3 separate regions of the Mus musculus genome follow, and all the other regions are linked to region 2. The links are chromatin loops, found by intact Hi-C in ENCODE. Cell type or tissue: gastrocnemius. All regions are shown on one strand.

The links. A loop is a pair of places that touch in the nucleus more often than their neighbours do. Peaks named below come from ENCODE experiments on the same cell type or tissue, not always from the same donor. Only the 100,000 strongest peaks of a DNase experiment are listed, where the experiment ranks them.
Region 1: a loop joins it to region 2, with 4 times the contacts of the local background. A loop is called at or near these places in 18 of 42 quality-filtered maps.
Region 3: a loop joins it to region 2, with 2.0 times the contacts of the local background. A loop is called at or near these places in 17 of 42 quality-filtered maps.

What each region holds. Positions count from the first base shown.
Region 1 is chr3:107,936,417-107,944,416 of GRCm38, forward strand. It overlaps Gstm6 (glutathione S-transferase, mu 6), which reads right to left and starts at 7,318. Exons shown (of 8, transcript NM_008184.4): 1 at 7,182-7,318; 2 at 6,829-6,904; 3 at 6,286-6,350; 4 at 5,917-5,998; 5 at 5,717-5,817; 6 at 4,773-4,868; 7 at 4,577-4,687; 8 at 2,431-2,900. The coding sequence starts at 7,217. The coding sequence ends at 2,811. In gastrocnemius, CTCF peaks have their summits at 3,147 and 7,485 (motif pointing left); DNase peaks (open chromatin) are centred at 3,156, 4,372, 4,558, 5,020 and 1 more place; H3K4me3 peaks cover 327 bases; H3K27ac peaks cover 1,347 bases.
Region 2 is chr3:108,057,840-108,065,839 of GRCm38, forward strand. No RefSeq gene overlaps it. Among named protein-coding and RNA genes, the nearest start is that of Gstm4, 17 kb to the left of the region's middle. In gastrocnemius, a CTCF peak has its summit at 3,881; DNase peaks (open chromatin) are centred at 3,832 and 5,019; H3K4me3 peaks cover 263 bases.
Region 3 is chr3:107,693,389-107,701,388 of GRCm38, forward strand. Ahcyl1 (S-adenosylhomocysteine hydrolase-like 1) reads right to left here and starts at 3,172. Exons shown (of 17, transcript NM_145542.4): 1 at 2,770-3,172. The coding sequence starts at 2,889. It overlaps Gm40121 (a long non-coding RNA gene), which reads left to right and starts at 2,837. Exons shown (of 3, transcript XR_003954675.1): 1 at 2,837-3,341. In gastrocnemius, a CTCF peak has its summit at 3,372 (motif pointing right); a DNase peak (open chromatin) is centred at 3,254; H3K4me3 peaks cover 2,755 bases; H3K27ac peaks cover 2,615 bases.

The DNA of each region.
Region 1 (8,000 bases), 120 kb before region 2:
AATCAGTCTCTGCCATACACCTTGACAATCATAATATTCTGCCTAAGCACATGAGACCACACACACATATATACATATACACATAGTGTGTAAGTGTGTGTGTGTGTGCGCGCGCGTGCACGCTCGCGTGCGCATGTGTGCCTGGGTTTGCTTGCATGTGGAGGGCAGCAGTTGATATCAGGTGTCTTCCTCAAGCTCTCTCTTCCTTACTTTTTGAGACAAGATCTCTCACTGAGCCAGGCTCTCATTGGTTTAGCTAAGCTGTCTATAGAGTAAGTTCAGAGAGTTTCCATTGCCCCAGCTCAGGGATAATAAATTCATATCACAACACTTGGCTTGATCTATGCAAAGGACTAAACTCGTGTGTTTGCGCTTGCATGGCACACAAGTACTTTATAGACTGAGTCACATCCGCATCTTTTCCTGGTTCTTTTTAGTACTTCTGTTGGCTGTCAAACGCCATGTGAATGAATCCAAACATGCACACTCAGCTAGGAACTATTGAAACGTATTGGGAAGTATTTTTCTAACTTCTGATATAGAATGATACTAGTATTAGTCTGGTTTAATATTTCTGCCTACTTAACCTTTATATACTTCTATTAACTTACCTTTTTCCTGATTTTTTGTTGCATTTATGTCTAAGTTGGTGTTTAATAAAGGTCAGTGTCTTAGTCAGGGTTTCTATTCCTGCACAAACATCATGACCAAGAAGCAAGTTGGGAAGGAATGGGTTTATTCAGCTTACACTTCCACACTGCTGTTCATCACCAAGGAAGTCAGGACAGGAACTCACACAGGGTAGGAACTTGGAGGCAGGAGCTGATGCAGAAACCATGGAGAAGTGCTGCTTACTGCCTTGCTTCCCCTGGCTTGCTCAGCTTGCTTTCTTATAGAACCCAGGACTACCAGGCCAGGGATGGCACCACCCACAATGGGTCCTTCCCCCTTGATCACTAATTGAGAAAATGTCTTATGGCTGGATCTCATGGAGGCATTTCCTCAAGGGAGGCTCCTTTCTCTGTGATAACTCCAGCTCCTGACAAGTTGACACACAAAGCCAGCCAGTAGAGTCAGCATAAAGGATTTTGATCTTACCAGATTAATAAACATTTCTCATCTATGAATGTTTATCTTATAAGCTTTTCATTTTAATTAATCATTTATTTCACAGTGACCCGCACATCTGCCTATGAGTGCTTACTTCTTAACTGCTGTAACAGGCAGCAGCTGAGACTTGGCGTAAGGACAATGCCCAGCAGGGCCATCCTCCAACATGTTCCAAGTTACAGGTAGGTCTCACAAGAAGTGGTTGACAAAGGCTAGAATCCATGATCTAGCCTCCATCAAAGGATGCTTCTTCAATGAATCTAGCTCCTTTGTGGGTGACCTGACAGCACCAATCACACCCTGCTGCTCTGGGGCCTAGGGAAGTAGATCTGCCCATCTCCAACCATTCACTGGCAGCTGCACCTCTTAACTGCTTAGGTGAGCGAGGGCTTCTGGGTCAGACTACAACACCTCCACATGAAAAACCTCCTGTGGCCCATTCTATGTTTTCTCAGGAAGCATGGTTATTTCCAGAGTCCTTACGCCAAACACTGGCACAAGCATCTCCAAAAGCAGATGTTCACAATTTCCCAAACGTTAACTTGCCAGACACTGCCAGATGTATCAACACAGCCAGAATCTCCCCTCGATGAGCTGATGATTGAGTTTTTTGAAAATTCCTACAACGCAATCACCGACAGTAGGGAATGCTTATAGTAAACCATCTTGAAAAGAGAGAAAGATGGCTTCCAGGTGAGGGTAGATGTAAAACCTGGTGACTGTTCACCCTCTGCCCATCAGCCTAGCACCTCTCGGAAGCAAGACTCACAGGTGAGCATGGCCAACGGAGGGACTGCATGCACACTGCAGGATGACCACACTGCAGGATGATCACACTGCAGGATGACCACACAGCTTGATGATGACTGAGAATTCTGGTATAGAAGACACACCCACCTATAAGAACCCCAGGTGAACACTGCCAGGGCACATCATGATTTCTCTCTTTTTAAAAAGATTGTGTGTGTGTGTGTGTGTGTGTGTGTGTGTGTGTGTGTGTGTGTATGTGTGTGTGTGTGTGTGTAAGCCCAAGCAGGCAGTAGAGAGCATCAGATTCCCTGGAGTTGTGATTATAGGCCCATTGTGAGCCACCATGTGGGTGGCGGGAACCAAATCCAGGCCCAAAACAAGAAAGGAAGTGCTCTGAAAAGTTCAGCCATATTTGCAGCCCCTGTGCGTGGTCATACATCCTGACTACCTGAGAGTCCACCCCATGTTCCCATCACCTATTCATCCTTGTGAACCACAGAACAAAGACCACACAGCCACATTCATGTAGTCACTCCTGAGAATTCTAGGTAATACGACAGGACACAGAGCTAGTATGGATAACACTTTACTAGAGCTCACACAAGACTGGGCCTTCCCACTCTGGAGATGGAGCCTGCATACTGGGGAGTATGGATCTTTGGGCTAAGCTGCTCAAAGTGCAGTGAAAGATTGTCTGGTTAGAAACATGGCAGAAAGAAACAAGGGAAGCAAAGGACTTTGCTGAGGACAGGGAGCTGACATTGGAGGCTTGAGTGAAAGGGGAGACAAGGAGTTCTTGTAGAGGGAAAGTTAATGAAAAGACAGAGGGAAAAAAATGGGAAGATTGATGAAGAGAAGTTACTGGAAGCTAGCTGTGGCCCGGTCAGTGTTCACGGTGACAGGCACACTGATAGATCTTCCCCACCAACACCGGCACTCCATGCATGGTCTTACTCATTGCCCCACGTGGCCTGTTTTAAGTACACAGGACTTGGAAGGAAGCGGCTGGTCTTCATATAGGCAGAGATCTTCCTCAGGCCCTGCAGGTGAGAAGGAGAAACCAGGACCTCAGCTCTGCAAACCCACTCCAGGACCAGCCAAGAGACTTTAAAATCCAGAAGGAGAAAACCCACCCCACCACCCTGCAAAAGCAGCCCCACCATCACACCAATCAGCTGAGGTAGCAGAGGTTAAGAAACTTCCTCAGTCTCCCATGGCTAAGAGGGTCAGCCCAGCACTGTGGCTGCCACTCTGCTCCCTGTGCACTCCCTCCTGCCTCCCATAGGGGGCACTGTCACTCCTGGCTACAATGACATGCCTGTACTTAAAAGAAGCAAGGATCCAGAAAACCGAAAGGGTTGAGAACTGGCCTGTGTGGTTTGGAAGAGAGTCCAGGAGCCACCCAGTGACTCAGCAAACCCTGAGTGTATGCAGAGAAGGCCGAAGAGACTGCAGAGCATGAGTGGCCAGCTCCAGATGTTCACCAGAAGCTAACACGTCTCCACTTGAGCCCTAAGCACAATCCCACTGAGCCCCTACCAATCTCATCTCTAGCTCTGATGCAGTGGAGTGTGATACAGGACACCTTGTCAGAGAGTGCACAGGTCATTTCCAAAGATCAAGAGAGAGCCAGAGCTACCAGTCCCCAACAAGCCACAGCCATCTGTGTTCAGAACAAGGGCCTCTGCACTCCCCTCCTCAGCTATACCAGCTCGTGCACACTCACAAGGCCACTCCATGTGGATCACAACCGCAGTGATGAGAGCTAACTAAAAAAAGACATGCATCTCTTAATGGCAAGTGGGAAAGGAGAAGTGCTTCTAGGCCGAGATCTGTTGCTATGGCAATGCCTTGAACATACAAAAATGAAAAAAAGTACATCTTGTTGGTGTCAAACCAGAGAGTTCAGGGTGGATCATGGTTAACTGCGAGGTGAGAGCCAGGCAGCCATTAATATCACAGGCATCTCATGGTCTGTTGTGCCCCCCACCTACCGGCTTCACTCAGTCCTGGGATGGAGGGACAGTTTTACACGTCCAGCTGGGCCCGATACAGAGGGAAATTCCAAAGCATCTCAGTAAGGACAAAGTACGACCTCACTTCATAGGGGACACAATGGGAGCTGGAGGAATGGCGGGAGGAAAAAGCACACCCACCAAAAGAACTCAAGATGAAGTCTTCCACAGGAGCAGCCCTGAGTCACAGTACTTCACAGGTCAGCCACAGGACTGACAACACCAATCAAATATTACCATGGAGTATGTCTTGGTCCTGCACATCAGTCTGCCTTTCTCTCAGCCTAACGGTTGCAGGAACAAACACATTCTTCACATAATCTGCATACTGCAGGTCCTGGGCCGGAAACCCAAGCTGTTTAAAGGCCTGACTTTCTTTTTGGCACAAATCAGGAAGAGACACTGAATGTTGCTCTTAGAAGCCAAAAGCAGTTGGGAGCCCAGAACAGCCTCTACTCGTGCTAGGATGCTGAGCAAGTAGCTTACCCTACACAGTCTCGTGTTCCTTATCTGTTCATCGTGACAGCTAATTCTACCCAGGTTGCCTGCGTGTGGCAATGACAAATTGACTCCGCAGATCTAGAAGGCTGAACATGGGTCCTGGCAGAAAGTCAGTGCTCAATAGATCAGAACTAGGGAAGCAACCTGGAAAGGGGGAAGGGAAGTAGGGCATCCAAGAGGAAGCAGGACCAGGGCATCACCTCAAAGCGGGCCATGAAGTCCTTCAGGTTTGGGAAGGCGTCCAGGCACGTGGGTTCAAACATTCGATGCTGATCAAGGACATCATAGACGAGGAAGTCTGCAAAGGTGATCTGCAGGAAGTGAGGCTCAGTGAGGTGGGATCCGGATGCCTGGGAAGAATGGCAGCTCCTCCTGCCCACCTGCTACCCTCTCTACCTTGTCCCCTGCAAACCATGGCTGCTTCCCCAGGAACTCCGAGTAGAGTTTCAGCTGATCTGGGAGGCCCTTCAAGAACTCTGGCTTCCGTTTCTCCTGAAGCAGAAAATAATAGCTGTCATAACCCTCATGCAGGCCCTGTGGGAGAAAGTGTGGCTTTGCCCAGCTGTGCAAAGGAACAGGCATCTTCCTAATTCTGGGCATGTGCCATTTAACGCTTCACCACTTTAATAATCAGACTCTCGATTGGTAGCAGGCTTCATCTCTCAGGGGTGCCTGGAATGGAAATGCCAATCTGTCCCTGAATCTGTCATGACTGATGTCTAGCTCAGCACTGCCTTCCAGGGTAGTGCCTTCCAGACAGGTTCTGAACAGAACAGTCCAGTGGAAGAAGGAAAGCCAAGTATTTAACAATCTCAAGAGAAGAGACTACGTGATTTCAAAGAGGGATCTCAAAGAATAGAATCAGTTGAACAGCATAGGGTGTTGAAAGAGACAGTGGTTCTCTAGCTGACCGTGAGCTCCAGCAAGAGGCCCCGAGTTTTGCTACCACTAAGAACTCAGCTCTGAGAAATCTGTTGGGTAGATTTCTAAATACCCATGACCTTTTTCCCCTCTGGTTTTCATCTGTGAACCCCAGGGACAAGGTGGCTCATGGCAGTGGTCAAGGTCAAAGTTGAAAAGAATTGAACATATGAATTTGCTGTGTAGGAAATGAATTTGCAGCCCTTGGTATCATAACAATACCGCAAAACTTCTTGGAAACGGTATGTTGTACTTGTTAACAAAATGGGGGTGGGGCAAGAACTGTTGGCTGGATAGGAGAGCTTGATAAATCAGTATGGGTGGGTTCACATTCCAAAGAGGACATGCATGGAACTGAACACAGGCCCTTCCTTGACTCCTGCTGCAAACCCTGTCTATACCACACAGTGCAGACTCACAAAGTCAGCGCTGTAGCAAAGCATGCCCATCTGAATTCGAGTGTCCATGACCTGTTTCTCCAAAATGTCCACACGGATCCTCTCCTCCTCTGTCTCTCCACCTGCAGCACACACAGCCCAGACTCACTCTCAGCAGCCCACCCTTGCCAAGACCAGGGTAGGTGGCCATGGTCCCCCACCCTGCAGCCAGCCCCACTCACACAGGTTGTGCTTCCGGCCAAGGTAGCGCAGGATGGCATTGCTCTGGGTGACCTTGTGTGACCCATCAATTAAGTAGGGCAGCTGGATGGACAAGCAGGGAAGGTCAGATGGGATATGAGGTCCCTCCATCCCTTCCCTGGGTGAGAGAAGACACAGGGCCTGGCACTCAGTGTGCCTGCCGTGGGAAGCCCTCCATGGGCACAGTGTGCACTGAATGAGAGAGCTGGGACACAGCCCATCACAGAACACTGTGCAGCCAGCAGGGATGGAGCAGGAGAGCAGAAACACTGATCCTAAACCCTCAGCCAGGCCAGGAGATGAGGTGAGATCACCATGTCTTCCCCAAACTTCCCCTTCACAGCACCTACATTGGGAAAGTCCAGGTCCAGCTTGAACTTGTCATTCAGCCACTGGCTTCTGTCATAGTCAGGAGCTGTGGTGGACAAGAGGATGTGAAAAGGACGTCACGACGTCTAAGCCCCCTTCACAAGAAGTCAAAGGCAGGACCCCTTGTGCAAGGAATATGCAGTCTGACCCAGTAAGTCTTTCCAACCAAAGCTGCACACTTGAATAGCACAGCTATGTAGTGAGTAAAAGCCAATCCAAGCCCAGGAGCTATTGAATGGCTATAGGCCTTTCAATGACTAACTAAGGCTTACAAAAGCACTAGGCCTGCAGTGCCTGTAGTGGGCAAACCTCACCCAATTACAGTCAGAATAGGGCCAGCATGTTACAACCATGATTCTATATTGACAACCAAAGCTGCACCCTCAAGGAAGTTTCTGGAAGGGATAAGCTCTGGGTTTGCCTGAAGGAGATCCACAAAGCTAAGAAACAGAGAGATAGATAGAAGCTGCTGGGCACCAGTGGACAGAAGTTGGGGAAGAGTGTGACCAGAAGAATGTCATTACCGTCCCCCATGGCGTATCTCTTCTCTTCATAGCCTGTTTCTGTGTATTCCAGGAGCAGGCGGATGGCGTGACCCAGCTGTGAGAGATAGTGGGTAACATAAGTCCGTTAGTGAAATCCTTCACCACCTCTAGGGACGCCTTTACACCTTTCACTAAGAAGAGAGGAAGGGAGGCGGGGGAGAGGGAGAAAGGCAGGGACAGAGTTTGGACTGGGGGGTGTGGCTCTGACAGAGAGGGGGAGGGGGGGTCAAGGAAAACCCGATGGGAATCTTCTTCGTGGAACCAAGCCTGTAGTCCCGCTTTGTGTTCTGACCCTGGGCCCTTCCCGCCTAGCAGCCCAACCTCCCACTCACTCCACGGATATCCCAATAACCCAGAGTCACGGGCATGATTGCTATTCCAGCCTCGAAGACTGTGCAGTCAGTCACTGGTCGGGAAAGACTCTGTAATGCTCAGCTGATGAGTCTGAGAACAGGTCCGGAGCTGCTCTGCCCCTCCCCAAAGGAACCAACCGTGGAACCATAAAGCCCAACCCACTGTAACAAGTAAAAGCCAATCTAATTCCAGGAGCTATCATCCGAAGGCGGGTCTGAGCTTTCAGATACCGAAGGCAGTGATTGATTGGCAGGCCTGCTTCCATCTGCCCCCTGCTGGATTCTCAGGAAGTTGGCAGTATCCCTGGAGACAGGCCAGCTAGGACCTGTTCTGCCCATCTCCTTTCCTGGTAGATCAGTTTTTCACACCTAGACTCTGGGAATCTGGGCTCAGATCTCAACATATGCATAAAAAGGCATTGCTTCAACCTGAGAGTCTGTTCTTGTACTCATGCTGGAAACAAGGGTTCTGCCAGTCTGACAAACTCCAGACTTCATTGTCCATACAACCTGGAGGTACAGGAGCAGTGAAATGGGAATGACCCAGGACAGGGCCAAACAGAAAAGCAAGCAGTCTCTGTATTTCTCTTGGGGGATCTGAGGCTGTCTCAATTCCTTTCTTATTGCTGTGACAAACACCATGATCAAGGCAGCTTGCATGGCCATCATGGTGAGGAACACAGTAGCAGGGGAGCAGGCAGGCATGGGGCTAGAGCAGTAGCTGAGAGCTCGCATCTATCTGACTCACAAGCAGGAGGCAGGGGAGAGAGAGAAGGAGGGAGGGATGGAGGGAGGGAA
Region 2 (8,000 bases):
GGCATATTGGTTCTACCCACTCAAGAATTGTAAGTAAAAAATAAAAGCTTTCTTCCTAAAGCTACTCCGATCGGGGTGTTTTATCACAGCAATAAAAAAGTGAAGCATCCTCTTGGCCCACTGATGCTCTCCCCATCCCCTCCGCTAACCTACACAGGTTAACCTCACCTTAAACCCCAACATGTGGGAAGAGAGGCAAACAGAACTCTGTGGGTTCCAGACCAGCCAGGGCCACACGGTGAGGATGCTCCTCAGAAACAAAAGCAAAGTGATCACGTTGTCATTAACACTTCTATTTACCTCATCCCTCCTTCTTAACAAATTCAATCCAAAAATAATATCAAAGCTTGTCATAGAATCCCTGATCTACACTTGTGGTTCTTCCTGGAATTACTTTTTGAGTCTTCCACCTGTGAGCCCTGCTCTATTCTGCTTGCTGATTCGATTTACCCAGGTTGCCATTCAGCATTTATATGGACAATATTTCCCCACTTCATAAATCCTGGTACCAACCTCTGCCTCAAAGACCACGGAAAAGAGGGGAGGTGTGGTGGCTAGATTGAAAATGGTCCCGGTAGGCTCATGTATTTGAATACTTGTCTCCTGCACTCCGTGGCAGTATCTGGGAAGGTTACAGTCTGGGTAGGAGGTGGAGCCTTGCTGGAAGGAATCAGTCAGTCATAGGAGCAGGTTTTGTGTTTAGAGCCTTGCCTGACTTAACAGCTACAAAAGAAGCACCCCCCCCCCACGACCCTACTACACCTCAATAGTCAACTTGAGGAAGCCAGAGACTTGAATTCAGTGACCAGGTTCCCTTGGTCCCTTCTCTACTTTCCTTTTCCTATAAAGCCATTCCTCTATTTCTTTTTTATAGAAACAACAAAAAGGCTGGAGACATCAGACCACAGACCCTGTAGCTCCCTCCTCTTTGTCTCAGAAGTGAGGCCAGGCCTCCTCAGCCACTGCATAGGCAGACATTCTGTATCCCTCACTCTAAACAAACAACTCGGTATCCCCTGTACACACACACACACACACACACACACACACACACCTGCCACCTTGAAACAGGTTTGATTTATGGCTGTACTCTTCAACCCTAGGGAAAATTCTAAAATAAGGCATTTTTATCTCTTACTCTGTCTCTCTCTCTCCTCTCTAGTCCTCCTGTTGTTGTCTTACTCTTTTTCTTCTCCTCCTCATCCTTCTTCTTAAGATGTATTTATTTATTTAATATATGTGAGTGCCCTGTCTGCATACACCATAAGAGGGCATCAGATCTCATTACAGATGGTTGTGAGCCACCATGTGGTTGCTGGAAATTGAACTCAGGACCACTGGAAGAGCAGCCAGTACTCTTAACTTCTGAGCCATCTCTCCAGCCCCACTTTCTCTTTCTTGAGAAAGGTTTCAAAGGGGAGCTTCTTGAATTAGTTACTTTTTGTTGCTATAATCAAATACCATGACCAAAAGGCAACTTGTGGATGAACGAGTTTATTTTCGGCATTTGGTTGTGGAAGGAGCTGGGGTTTAAGGTGAGTACCGCCACCCATGGCAGAACAAATGGCAGAGGAACGATGACAGCAAGCAACAGGAAATAGAGAGAGGACATCTTCAAGTGCAAGCATGGGGCACAGAAAAGCAAATTCAAAGTGGAGCAAGGCTCTAAACACAAAACCTGCTCCTATGACTGACTGATTCCTTCCAGCAAGGCTCCACCTCCTACCCAGACTGTAACCTTCCCAGATAGTGGCCATGAAGCTGCTGCCCAGCCAAAGAAATCTGTTTTTGAACTTGTCAGGGGAACCCCAGGAAATGCAGGATTGGACCTCTGTTCTACCACCCACACAGTATTAACTCCAGAAATGGGAGTTCAAACTCTGCCTACAGGAGTTTTTGGACTTCTACCTGCAGAAACTTGTGGTTTTCTTTTAGGACGAAGCGGTTCTATTGTAAAAGGTCTGCAGATTTATCCAGGTGTTATAGATAATGACTATTAGGGAGAAATTAAAATCATGGCTGCTTCCCCTCGTGGGGTTCTAACTGTACCTGCCCACCAGAGAACTGCTCAACTTGTCTCAGCTCCTTCACATCCGCTACCGTCCAGATTTGTTGAGAATGAGAGATGACAAGGTGGCTTTGGCTCCCCTGCTGTGCTTGATTCTTGGCTAAAGTGTGGGCCACTCTCGGGCTTTGCTGAACCAGCAGATAAAGTCTTAGCCATTTTTATCTTCCAACATGAAACACAGAACATTCAGTCATTCAGACAACGAAACAAAGCACACATGAATTGACACATGAACGGATTGGTGCACCAGACATTAGACAACACAAAGAGGGCAGAGAACTTCTGCTGTAGGGACCAGAGAGAATAACACAGGGTGTCCCCCGATTTCTCTCTGTCTCTGGGAGAGTTTCAAAATCCAATTTCCTTTATTTTATTTTATTTTATTTTATTTTATTTTATTTTATTATTTTAAACCCCATTCCTCTCCCCTGATGCAGTCCTTGACTACAGACAACTGCCTGATTCAAAGTTTTTAGTCCCACACATGTTTCGCTGCCAAACCCTAAGTGGAATCAGTGCCGGGTCAGCACTGTTCCAACTTAGCCAGTATCCTATCGCACCTCCAGCAACACTTTAAAAAATGAAGTTTAAAACCAGCGCTAGCATAAATACCTGTTGCTCACTGTGCCCAATACGATCTTCTTTTTCTTCCCTTCTCTTGGAGCTCCACACAAGACAGCGGTCCCTCAGTGTTTTCCCGCCGTTTCCAGGCCCCTGGTTCGGGAGCCAATCTGTAGTAGGAGGCCAGCCCGTGACCTACATGAACTGAGTATTTCTGGAAGGCAGGCTGGGCCTTGATCAGAGAAACATTTGTCTTGGCTTCATTCTTTTCTCACCGTCTAGTCTCTCTCTCTTTCAGCCCCAGCCTGCCTTCCAGAAATACCCCGTTCATGTAGGCCTCGGGCTGTTCTCCTACTACAATTTATGTGTAGGTATGTGTATCTGTGTACATGCATGTTGGTACCTGCAGAGGTCAGAGGGGTGTCGTTAGATCCCATGGAGCCAGAACTGAAATCAGGTCCTCTGGAAGAACAGCAAATGCCCTTAGCCGCTGAGCCATCTCTCCAGCCCCTTCAGTCTGATTTTTAACACCACACAAGCCTGCTGACTTGAATTTGATCCCAAGAACCCACATAAAAATAAAAAGAGAAAACTGGCGTCCATAAAGTTGTCTTCTGGCTTCCATATATATTCTGTGGCATGTGCGTGCCCACCTGTACACAATATAATAAAAATTTGGTTTTTTTAAAGACTTCATTAAGATATTTAGATGAATACAGTTATAAAGCTGGATGCACACAAGTCCTAACTACAGTGATATGTATTTATACTTTTATGCTTCTTGATTTTATTTTATAAACACAATTGATCTGCTCACAATAGTTAAACCCACAAGACGGGTATTAGTGTTTATAGTTATGAGGGGCAGATGAAGTCCTGAGTGAATGTCTATTATTGACAAGGGTCCCAGCTCCTCAGACACATGGGAGCTGGGCAGACTTCCTGTCCATTTGCAAATGCTGATATCGTGTACAGGGAGCGTGGACTGCAACTTCCTCCTCTTAGATGTTTACAACCCCGGATTCCCTTCAGAAACCTGCCACTGGGGCTAGAGCTAACCACAGACCTACTGGGTCAACAAGTGAAACAGGAAAACATTGACAACCCAAAGTGACTAGACGTCCTGATCACCAGTCAACCCGGCTGCAAATTGAAGTAACTAGTATGCTTTAGAGATTTAAATCCCCACGAGGTTTCTTGAATTAACAATTCCTACAGTGACCCCTATTGTCCAAAATGTGCAACTACAAGGCAGTGGCCTTAAGGTTCTTTTAGCCCACTCTATGGAAGAACTGTCTTCAATCAGCAAACACCACACAGCCATATATTTTTCTTTAACAAAAGTCGCTTTCAGTTCCGTGAGCTATCACACCCAGAGCTATCTTCCCAAGGAACCCACCTTTTTCCTCATTCCTACAAAGATGGCATGGGTGAAGAACAGCCATGGGTTTGCACATAATACAAAGGCCCAGCAAGGTTCATGGGGACAGAATGTGACAGAGGAGAGGGGACAAGCCATACACCAAGATTCCCTGCAGTGGGGTCCCTGGGGATACGTTGATGTGAATATGCAAAACGTGGCCATCTGGGAACACCTCCAGCTGTACAGATACTCAACTTCTGACAAGCGACTGGACTGGAGTGGTGTGGGAACAGGAGCAGCTGGACCATCAGCCAATATAGGCTCACGTAGGAGGCTGTCTGCAGCTTCCACGCCCAGCCAGGTAGCAACCTCAGGCACAAGAGCCAGTAGTGGGGCAGCGGCGGCAGCAGCAGTTAGATAAATTTATGGTCAAGATAAATTGCATATATTTTATAACATATATATTGCATATATATAATTATCAAAGAATAAATTTAAAACATATTTTTTAAGAACCAGAGGTATCATTGATAACTCAGCTGAATCTGGAAGGCCTTGGGGACCCCAGGCCAAGGCCACCACAAGAATAAAACAAGTTGTTATCTAACAAGAGCCTCTCTTGGCCATTGCATCTGAAGGTCAAGTTTCCCTACAGGCAGCAGTGTCAGCCATGGAGGGAAAACCTTCCGAATGCACAAAGGCACTGAACTGTAGAGTAGCCTGTCTCTGATCAGGGCCACATTGATACAGAAAAAGAGGTAATGCAAGACTGACTCCTGCTTCTCAAAGCCATGGCTTCAACCTCCGGCTCCCCAAAGTGCTCCTGATTGACGTTTTTGCAAATGCTCTGCTTGGTATTTTGAGTCTTTATTGCACCTTGTTCAATCCTAGGTCAGACGGAGTCGGTTCCAGGATTGGCCATCTCTAGAGGCCCAGCTGAGGATGCGGCGTGTGAGGCCTCATCTCCAGGATGGGCATCATCTCCTTGCCAGTGTGGCAACGTCTAACAAACCCATCCAACCTGGGCCCTCTGCCAGCACTGCCAAGGCTCTGCTCCTCTTCTCTCCTCCCCATGTCTGTGTGCACAGGAGCCTCTGACTCCAAGCTCTGAGGGAAGAATCGCAAAGAGCAGCTAACTGCAGAAGAAGTGTCTCCTAGACCTTCTCAGGAGACAGGGTTGCCTGGTGACGAGATGGGCAGCAGAAGGCAGAGAGACCAGAGGGTAGCTCCAAGACCCACACATGACCCACACACACGATGGGAAAACCTCAAAGAAGAGACCAGAGAAGCAGCCTGGGAGAAGTGACTGCTGGGTAGCAGAGGCTCAAGATTTGGAGGACCAGGGAAACAGTTTGATGCAGTAGAAGAGTAAAGAAAGGAGGAAATTGTGTGTGTGTGTGTGTGTGTGTGTGTGTGTGTGTGTGTGTGTTCGGGTGTGTGTTCATGTGTGTGTTCGTGTGTGTGCACATGCGCGCCTGTGTGTATGTGAGACCTATTTATTGAAAAGTTATTCTAAATCAAGCAGTGGTGGAATGCACCTTTAATTCCTAGCACTAAGGAGACTGAAGCAGGAGGATCTCTGGGTTTGAGACCAGCCTGGTCTACGGATCAGCCAGGGATACACAGAGAAACCCTGCATAGAAAAACGGTTATGGGCTGGTGAGATGGCTCAGTGGGTAAGAGCACCCGACTGCTCTTCCGAAGGTCCAGAGTTCAAATCCCAGCAACCACATGGTGGCTCACAACCATCTGTAACAAGATCTGACTCCCTCTTCTGGTGTGTCTGAAGACAGCTACAGTGTACTTACATATAATAATAAATAAATCTTAAAAAAATGATAATATTTGAAATGAAAAAGAAAAAAAAAAAAGAAAAACGGTTATTCTGGTGGCATCCACAGACGAAGGAAGTGTCAAATTGATTAATAAAAGAAACAGAATAATATAAAATAATTTACCCTGGGTGACCCCTGGCAGAGAAACACAGAAGAAAATACAGCTTACCAAGCAGGACAGACAAGTCAGACTCTAGTGACAGACCAGTGGGTTGTGGGTTCTCCTGCTTTGTCACAACCTGTAAGCACCTCCCCACACCAGCTGAGCATCACTGCATCTCAACGTGAAACTCAGATGTTCCAAGTTAACGTCACCTGCAAAACTCCAGAGGTTTCTAGAACACTAGAGGTGGTACGCCACAGTGGCTCAGATTGGAATCTGGAGTCAAATGAGAATTGGAAAGCCTGGCTCTCACATCACAACACTGAGCAACCAGAAAATCCCTTAATCTGCAGATTAGACAATCCACCTGTGCTACCTCTGCCCACTGCTGGTTTCATTACTCAGAAGAGAAGGCTGTGCACCTTGCCTGGGCAGCAGAGTAATGCTGTCCCTAGACAGAGAGGGACAGCTAGCCCTGAGGACAGAGCAAGAGAGAGCTAGCCCTGCCACTCATCTGCCGTGAGGTAGATGTCCTCCACTCACTCACCCCCTCACTACCTGCAGCAGTTGATATAACTGGCCCCGGGATCATGAGAGTATGTAAGCTGGCCCTACCTCTTGCCTGCTGCAGCACTCATGAGATGGAGCCCTGCACCTCACCTGACCAGCACAATAGATCTGGCTCTGGTGGAGGGGGCTCAGATGAGCTAGCCCAGGGGGTGAGAGTGTGGGAGAGCTGGCCCCACCACTCATCAGCCTTGTAGTGGTGTGGTGTGGTGGTGGTGGTGGGGTGATGCCCTCCCCGCTTCACCTGCAGTAGTCCAGAGAGCTCGTCCTGGGTCATAAGAGTTGAGAGAGCTAGCTAGCCCTGTCCCCTCACTGGCTATAGCACTCAGGAGAGTGAGTCCTGCACTTTGCCTAGGCAACACAGTGGAGCTGGTTCTATGGTGAAGGCATTGGCTGAGCTAGCCCTGGGGGTGTGAGAGCAGGAGAACTGGCCCAGCCCCTCCCAGGCTGCAGCACTTGGGAGAGTGAGCCCCTGCACCTTGACGGGACAGCACAGTGGAGCTGGCTTTGGAGATGTGGGCATGTCTGATCTGGTTCCAAGGGCATGAGAGCAAAAGAGCTGATCCTGCCTCCTGCAGACGGAGGCACGAGGTGGCCTAGCTGGAGCAGTGCTGGACAGCTTGTCCCGGTGTGCAGATAAGGGAGAGCTGGTCTGCCATCCAGACCCAAATCCAGGGCTCTAAGTTGGCCTACCCCAAATCTGTATCATCTGCAAATGGTTGGGATTTGTGATGGGGCCGGTCCTGCTGATCCAGGGCTGCAGGATCTCCATGACCCAGGGCAACAACAGGAAAACTGGGAGGAGTCGCAGGGAGGATACAGTATTGATGATGTCACAGAAGCCAGAGACCTCGAACCAGACCAATGACTCATTGTATTGAACATTCACAAGGGAAGACGTGAGAACAGAGGGATATACTGTGGGGCACTATAGATTCCACAATGAGTGTGTGTGTGCACACGCAGTGGGAGAAGATTGCAAGGGCGAAGGGTAGATATGAGGGGACAGGGAGATGAGCAGGACTGAGCAGGGTACATGTCGTGAACCTCACAAGGAATCAATAAAAAGTTTTTAAAAATCCAAAGCCAAGAAAGAGAGAGAGAGAGAGAGAGAGAGATCCACCTGTGAACTGTGGCTAATAAAAGAGATCCTATCGAGTGAGCTGTGAGGATCTGAAAATGAAACAATCCAGGAAAAGAACATGATAAATAGAATGTTGGCTGGCTGGTGTGGGCTGGGAGCGCTGAGCCCTGGGAGGGGACAGTGTGCCTGAGTCTCCACTGTCACTCCCAAAGCATCTCCTAAGACCCACGATCACGGGGGCTCCCCCAGGGTGCTCAGGGCCACCGCTGCGGTGACAGTAGGAACAGAGAAGGAGGAGATCCTGGGAGCTAAGAGACACTGGGAGCCTGCCTTCAAAAGTGTGCCCTTCCGTGTTGATGTCCTTGGCCTTCACTGCTGCCGAGGGCTATGATGGAGTCTGTGGCCCATGCAGCAGCAGA
Region 3 (8,000 bases), 360 kb before region 2:
CCCTCCATAAATTAATATATGAAAATATTTTAAGGAGGGAGTAAAATATACTTTAAAAAATTACTGTTACTATCTTAAGTTCCAAATATCTCTGGCATCACCTGTTCCAAACAACAGACATTTATTAGGCAAATGCAGAAACTGAGGCACAAGAGTTATTCACTTAGGGGGATACCAATTAATAGTTGGCTTTCTGACTGCCAAATATTCAAGTCTTAAATCAAACCAACAAGCCCTGTAATATATAGTACTGGAGTAGACATCCAATATAAAACTGGCTATCATTTTAGTTAGAGAATAAGATATGCTTTTGCTTGAATGGGCATATAATATACTGTACCTCAAACAAAGCAAACAATAATTAAAAACTGGCAAGACAAGCATACTAGAAGCTGACTTGATGGAGAAGCTTTAAAGTCACCTATGGCCCCAGGAATGCCCTCAATTCCAGCGAGAGCTCAGTAATGGGAATGATCCAAAGATTACCTGGTCTACAGTCGAGCTGGGATCCTTTGGGATGACGGACTACATCATTTTAAAGAGACCTTTTCCTCACACTATTCAGTACCATGCCACCTGCACCCTCACCTTTTCTATACTTCATCACATTATCACCACATGGAAGAGGCTCAACAGTGACCTAAGTCAGAATATCGAGGAACTGAAATCCTGAGAGGGAATAAAAAACCAAAACCAGAGTACCCAGAATTTACTACATGACCTTGACTAGTCCTTAACTGGTCCATTAACTAAGTAAATGCTTCTTATCATCATCATTAAGGGAAGGTAATTAGTCATCATAATACATCTTAATACAAGTACAACGTACATACCACACAATAAAGCTCAAAGAACAAGATGAATAACATGAGGACACATACATTAGCAAATGGAAATTTACAACAGGGTCTTCCCACACGCCTGGCAGGACTTGCTTATTTTAGTTAATGGAATATGAGTCTCTAAAGTCATTAGCACTTGGCTTCACAATAATACTCATTTGTGATATTCCTTTCAGACAGAGGAAAAGGGATATTTACTGCTGTTGGCATTCAGCATCTCAGTTACTGGTTAGCCAGATTGCCAATTAATAATTGAGTACTACATTCAAGGGACAAAACTAGGCTCCATAACTAGGCTCCATAGATACAATGGTAACCAAGAGTCCTGGCCTCCAGGAGTTTACAATGTATAATACAGATTTTGGCTTATCAATATTGACTTGCAAGAATATAGTTACACTGAAAGAAAAAAATAAGGAACAATAAAAATGACTAAGACTCTCTGGAGTACCTAGACAAAAGAAGGTGGGCTTATGACAAGAGATAAGAGTCAGGGGGTTAGTCTATCAGTGTTTCCAATTCTCCACTTAACTCATCTGAGGTACTGCACGTATGCATTTTGCTTGTAAGAACTCTAACTTTGTATTCAAATAGTGCAGATTGCAAAAGGTCACTTCTCTAACAAAGCAGTTGGGGAATGAGAGCACTAAAAATGAGGTCAACTGGATCCCTTAGGATGGAGGGACCTTCTATAAACCTTTCAAAGGTGTTATTGGTGACATTCTCAATTTTGTGAGAAAACAGAGCTAAAGCACACAGCAATGACTTTTTTTTTTTTCCCCAAGACCAGTCAATTAGTTTCCTGGAGGAAAATAAATAAAGCCCTCTCAGGCACTGAGAGCAGCTTAACTAGTTCCAGTACAGGAGCCTTGGGGATTAACTGCTCTGCAAACCTTGCTCAGCTGAATCTATATCATCCTTGAACCCTACAAATACTGTAGGCAGGATTGATTGTGAAGAGACTTTATACAAGAGGAAACTATTTCAGAAAGGTCACCTCCTTGTTCCACTGCTAATTGGGTACCAGGTTAGAGGAAGGGTCAGCAAAGGTTCGACAGAAAGCACTGGAGACCCCGACCCTACCACTGAGAGAGCTAGTTAGACTCAGCCCTCCATAGATCACCTTTTCCAAGAGCCATAGAAGGATGTCCTTTGAGCTCAACCCCCAGCACAATAGGCTGAACTTGTAAGTGCAGTAAAGAATGAGCAATCATTTCTTCCCACCCACCTCCCCAACCCACCCAAGCTCCTTTCTGGAGGGATGTCTAAGTGATCTATTCACATGACTGCGATCAACCTGCATCCATGACAGTGTCTACTGTCACCAACCTCTAAATTTTCCTTTCTCACATACTTCCTAGCAGGTGGAAGACTGCACGGCGATTACCATTTTGCCTTTCCATCTCTTGTTGCTTTTAGAACCGTCAGCTGCATAAACCAGTTCATACGATTCTTTCCTCTTGCCTCTAAGCGATCACGCAGTTGTTGGTCGAACGGCCAATTCTCCCCCAAGAAGATGCTTTGAAAAAGAGCTGCCTGATTTCCCCCACTCACCTGAGGGGAAATTTCCTGCACAACCTCATCCCCTGGACAGGTCACAGGGGTCAGCTGAGTCGCTCACCCCCTCCCAATCTCGTCTTCAAGGCCCTCCATCCAGGAAAAGTCAGTCGCGAATTTAAGGCCTGGCCCTGTCGGGCTTCAGTAAGATCCAGGAGGACTCCGGCCGAGGGACAAAGAAAAGCGAGGTCAGAGCGGCCTCTTTGGCTCCAGCTAGGCCCATCGCCGCTCACCGGCCACCCACTACATCGTGTCAATGGTCCTGAGCACCCCAAACCCTAGCCCTAAGTCCCGAACTACCCGAGTCCGGGCCCGGGGCTTGCTCGCGCCCCTTCCTCGAGGGCCCTCGCCGCCACCCAGAGCCCCGCACCTTCTTGGGAGCCTTGGTGACCGTGGCCATGAAGGAGTACTTCTCGGCGTCCTCGATCTCCTTGGCCTGTTTCAGCTCCTCCCCGACACCGGGCAGCGGCATCGCGTCAGGCATCGACATCCCCCGGCCGGCCCGGCCCGCGGCTAACCCGCCGCCCCCGCCTCTTTCCCTCACGGGCGCCCGCCCGTCCGCGCGGCGCCCTCGGCCACGCGCTCGCCCGCCTTCCCGCCAGGCCCCGCGCCGAGCTGCTTGGGCTTCCGAAGGGCTGGGACCCGCGCGCGCGCGCCTCGTCGGCTCCGAGACCGGAGCCTGCCGGACAGCGACGGCGGCCACAGAACCAGAAGCAACAGCACGCAGCTCCGACCTGCCCGCGCAGCCACCTCCGCCACACGCAAGCACGCACGCAAAGTAAGGGTAGAGGGCGGAGACGCCACGTCAAGTACTGGCAGCCCCAAGGAGAGGGGGGCGGAAAGAGGCGGGGACAAATGGCGCGCTCTGGTGACGTCAACATGCTGGGCCGGGCCGCAGGAATCGCCCCTCCTTTCCTGCGCCTCGGTGATGAACGTCCCAGGGTGAGTAGTTGAACCTTGTCTGCCGCCAGGTGGTGCCATCAGCCCTATTGAGCCGAGTGTGACTCCTATAAAGATGCCACAAGACTAAGGGTCTTTGGACTACCAACTCCCCAGGAAACCTCAGCATGGGGAGGTGGCAGAGCATCGGGGATCGGGAAGATGGCATATCAAGAGCGATGCTTGGGAGCATAAACCAGAGTCCCACCGGACACATTTTACCCGGCCCTTTTTGGGAAAATTCAGTGTTAGAGACAGCCTACTCCCGGCCCACACCCTGGGCCCTTTGGGCCAGAAGTCCATTTCCAGGGGACAGTGTTTGCTTTTTTACTTCACAGGGGTGCAGAACAAGCTGAGAGCAGTCTGGTTTCTACACAACCCTTTATGACCTCCATCACCATCTCCTCCTGGGCCTTGTCTGTTTACAAGACCTTCAGGCTGCAGTGCTGATGTGAAGAGGTCATTAAGATAAGGTTGATGGGTTGGTCAGAGGGCAGAGAACAGGGCAGATTGAGAAAAAGTCCCAGCCAAATGGGTTCTCCTGCTCCATGCTCTCTAGGCAGTAGGCTCTCCCTGCCAGCTCCACTCTCAGTGAGTGTAGTGCAGAACGTTCAGTTTGGACTCGCACAGTTTCTGGATTCTACTGTGTACAGCCCCCGTATAAAGGCCCTGGGATGGTAGAGGTGCATGTGGCATATTTATGTTTTCCAAGAACCCATCCATTTGGGAAGGGAAAGCCTATTCGTAAGCTGGGGTCAACTGCGGTATCTTATCCTTTGAGAGTCATTCAAATGACATTGGCTCCAATTCCTATGTCCTGTGGAAAGTACAATGTTGTCCCCAGGATTTCTGTGAATTACTGAGGGGACTTAGGTTTTCATGGTCATCTCTGGCTCTAGTTTGCTGCCTCATCTGAAACATTACTCACTATTCCAGTCTTACAACTGTTTCTTTAGCTCTTGTAGTCACATCAGCCCCTTTCTCTTTCCAACTCTTACTCCTAAACCACAAAAAATGAGGCTATAACATGTAGCAGAACTTTTAATGAAGGTTTGTTGGTCAAAGGGGAGAGGTTACATCACATAGCAAACAGTCTACAATTACATTTCTGAAATGTTCCAAAAAGAGATTTCAGCCATCTATCTCACCATTGGGATTTCTCAATGACCACAATCTCCCTCAAAGCTCTCTAGTATACTCCGCATCTAGCTGTTTCCTGTGGCTCCTTTTTCATTCCTTTGCTTCACTCTTCTCTCTTGGGTGGACTCTGAGAAGCCAGATTCTTCCCCACTATGCTGAGAATAAGTCCTCCTGAGAGCCTTTCCACTAAATCCTCTCTAAGCTCATTCTTTTATATCCAGCACCTCACTGGGTTCTGGGTTGTTTGTGAGAGGGTCTCACTATGTAACCCAGGCTGGCTTTGATCTCTTATCCTGTGCCACCATTCCTGACCTTACCAGGTTTTAAAGACTCAACTTTATCAAGAAAAAAGGTGGTCTTAAAAGACACCAGCCCTACCCCAATACTGATTTGTGCTCAAGGTTGGGGAAGGTGTGAAATAGTTATTTCTGGACCCACTGAATTCTTCCTATAAGAAGCCTGTGGATGTTTGAAGAGGGCTGTTGAAGTACCTAGAAGGATTGCTATGTCTTAAAATGTTAGTGTTCTCTCATGTGCTCACTGTTCAGAGCAGTCAGACTTCTCTCCTTGGGAATTCTATGGCCACAGAGGGCAGAGAGATGAAACCAGAGTAGTAAGCACATCCACACAGGGCCAGGCGGCCACTCTCTCCTTAGAGCTGGGGCCTGCAACCACAACTGGCCCACTCGGGAGCTTTCATCTTTTTTATTTTGTCCACACTGTTATTGGAGCCCCATAGATTCAATTCACCTGAGTCTTTAGAAATCAGCTAAGAAACTCTAAGTCTCCTGAATTAAAAAAAAATATATGTGTCTTGAGACAAATTATTTTTAACAAGCTCTAGTGTATCTATATTTTGGATTTGACTTTTTTAAAGCAGTTTTTCTTCAGGTGCTTTGTACTTTCTCTGGGCATTTTAGCTTCGCTGTGAGCTTCCTGGAGATTGAAGAGTACATCTCTCATACTCCTTCAGAGTCAGGAGACAGAGGATTGTCCACAGGACCAGACCTAGAGGGAATACAACTTTATTGAGTGGCTTAGGTCGAGATGGAGACCAGCAAGTGACTCCACTTACCAGTGTGCCTTATTGGACAGGAGGCTGGTGGTTTGCTCTTGCAGGAGATGGACAAGGATGCTTAATCTAAAGGTGGAAAAGGCACCCCTGTGATACTAGAGAGGCAATAGGAACCAGTCCAAGGTCATAGCATTGTTGAAAAACAGCCACTGTAGAAGGCCCTGGTGGCCACCATGCTCCCCAGGTAGAGGCTGGAAATCAAAGTGCTTACCCAGCCAGGGAGTGTGACAGCATACCATCCATGAGAAACACTGTATGCTGCCTACCTCATGCCCAATCCCAAGACAGCCTCACGTGGTTCAACTGGAAACTGCCACTTCTGGATGCCAAGAAATGGCTTGTTTTTGCCTGTTCCCTCACCTGACACTACCTCTACCAGCAAGCAAGCTAATTCCTCAGGACACCACAAAGGCATCCAGACTAGAGACCCATCCCTGGGCCAGTGTTTGTGAAGAGGAGGGATCTAAGGGTAATGCTACTTGTTGTATGTGGTGGTAGAAAGTTTTCCAAAGGTCTGGAGATCAAAGAGAATCCTGCCCGAGAAAGGAGTGGTGGAAGGACAAAGGTGAATGAGAAGATCACATGACTAAAAGTGTAATAGTGTTGCAGTGTCTCACATGGGATTGTTATGATTAGTCAAATATACTTAGTCTACCCCAAAATTAATCGTATTCTTTATTTATAAAACAAAGTCATATACAGTGCGTGATGATCTGGCCAATGCTAGGTACTATACACCAGTGGTCCATGGGAGTATTATGGAGTCACATATGGGAGCACACACTTGTCATCCAAATAGTCAGGAGACTGAGACAGGAGGATTGCCAAGACTTCAAGACCAGTCTGAGCTACAGTGTGAGTCTGAGGCTAGCCTGGGATATGTAGTGAGACCTTGTCTCAACAAAGACAACACCACCAAAACTTTCCTGGTTAGATTTATGTCAAGTTGATACAAGCTGGAGCTATCTGGGCGTGGAATCTCAACTAAGCAAATGCCTCTATCAGACTGTCTGTCATATGTCTGTGGGAGCATTTTCTTGACTGATGGTGAGCAAGTAATGGGGAACAAACCAGGAAGCAGCACTCCATAGCCTGTGCTTAAGTTCCTGCCCCTGGGTTGCTTTATAATGGTTTACATGATCTTCTGCCTTGAGCTGCTTTATAATGGGCTGCGATCAGGACATGTAAGCTGAAATCCTTTCCTCTAAAAATTACCTTTTGGTCATGTTCTTTATTACAATAGAAAGAAAACCGAGACTAAAATCAAAAACAAAGATTTTAAAACAAAATATTCCTACAATCCCGTGACAAAGCTATTGTAGTGTTTTAGCACTACACATTCCTCATTTTCATGGTGGTAACTATATAAGCCTACCTTTTGATATGTTTAAGTTTTTACCATTGTACTACAACCACCTGCAGTATATGCTGTATATCCAGATGCAATGGGTGTAGTATATACATTGTATACCAGGTTATATGACCTATGAATACACAAAGGTATACTGTATGGTGTTCACAGTGTTGAACCTGCCCGGTGATACAGTTCTCTGTAACCCTAGGTTTACTAGGGTTAAGTTTCATCACTGCACTGAATGCTTGAGATATACTAGGAACAGTGCTAGATGTGGCTTGAGAGACTAATAAGATGGAGACACTGGCTTCTAGCTGGGTACAGGTTCTGTAGGTCTCAGCAGATGAACAAAAGGGACTTCACAGACCGAGATGCTACATGTGCTGTCTTGATAGTAAACAGTTGGCTAAGGTTGAGAACAGAATCCAGGAAAGGCAGACAATCAAGACAGCTTGGTGTGCCCTGGGAGCTGTCACTATTTTAGTGTGTTTAGGGAATGGAGGTACAGTAGAACAGAGTAAAGGCTGAAGCTAGAGACAGATGGAATACAGCCTGTTGCAACATGGTGGGTAGTGCTGGCAATCACCAATTTGGAAAACAAAGGAGAAAAAGCAATCCTTCATAGAGAGGCTGATGAGATATGGGATCAGCTTGAAACATGTTGAGTTTAATGTGTTTGCAGAGAGCGCTGTTCCTGAGTCTTAGGGAAGCCTTGTTTGTGCCTCTGTACTCCCATCTAGCCTGCCATCTTACCTAAGAAATATTATACTTGTTCTGTAGGCCTTTTCCCTCTTGTCAACAAGCCTCACTTTATGGACCTGTGGTGGTTTGAATATGCTTGGCCCATAGGGGGTGGTACTGTTAGGAAGTATGGTCTTGTTGGAGGCAGTGTGCCAATGTGGTGGTGAATTTGAAGCCCCACCCACTGCAGAAGAATCAGTCTTTCCCTGGATACAGTAGAACTCTCAGTTCCTCCTACACCTTGTCTGCCTAGACACTGCCATGCTTCCTGCCTTCATGATAATGGACTGAACCTCTGAACCTGTAAAGCAGCCCCAATTAAATGTTGTCCTTATAGGAATTGCCTTGGTCA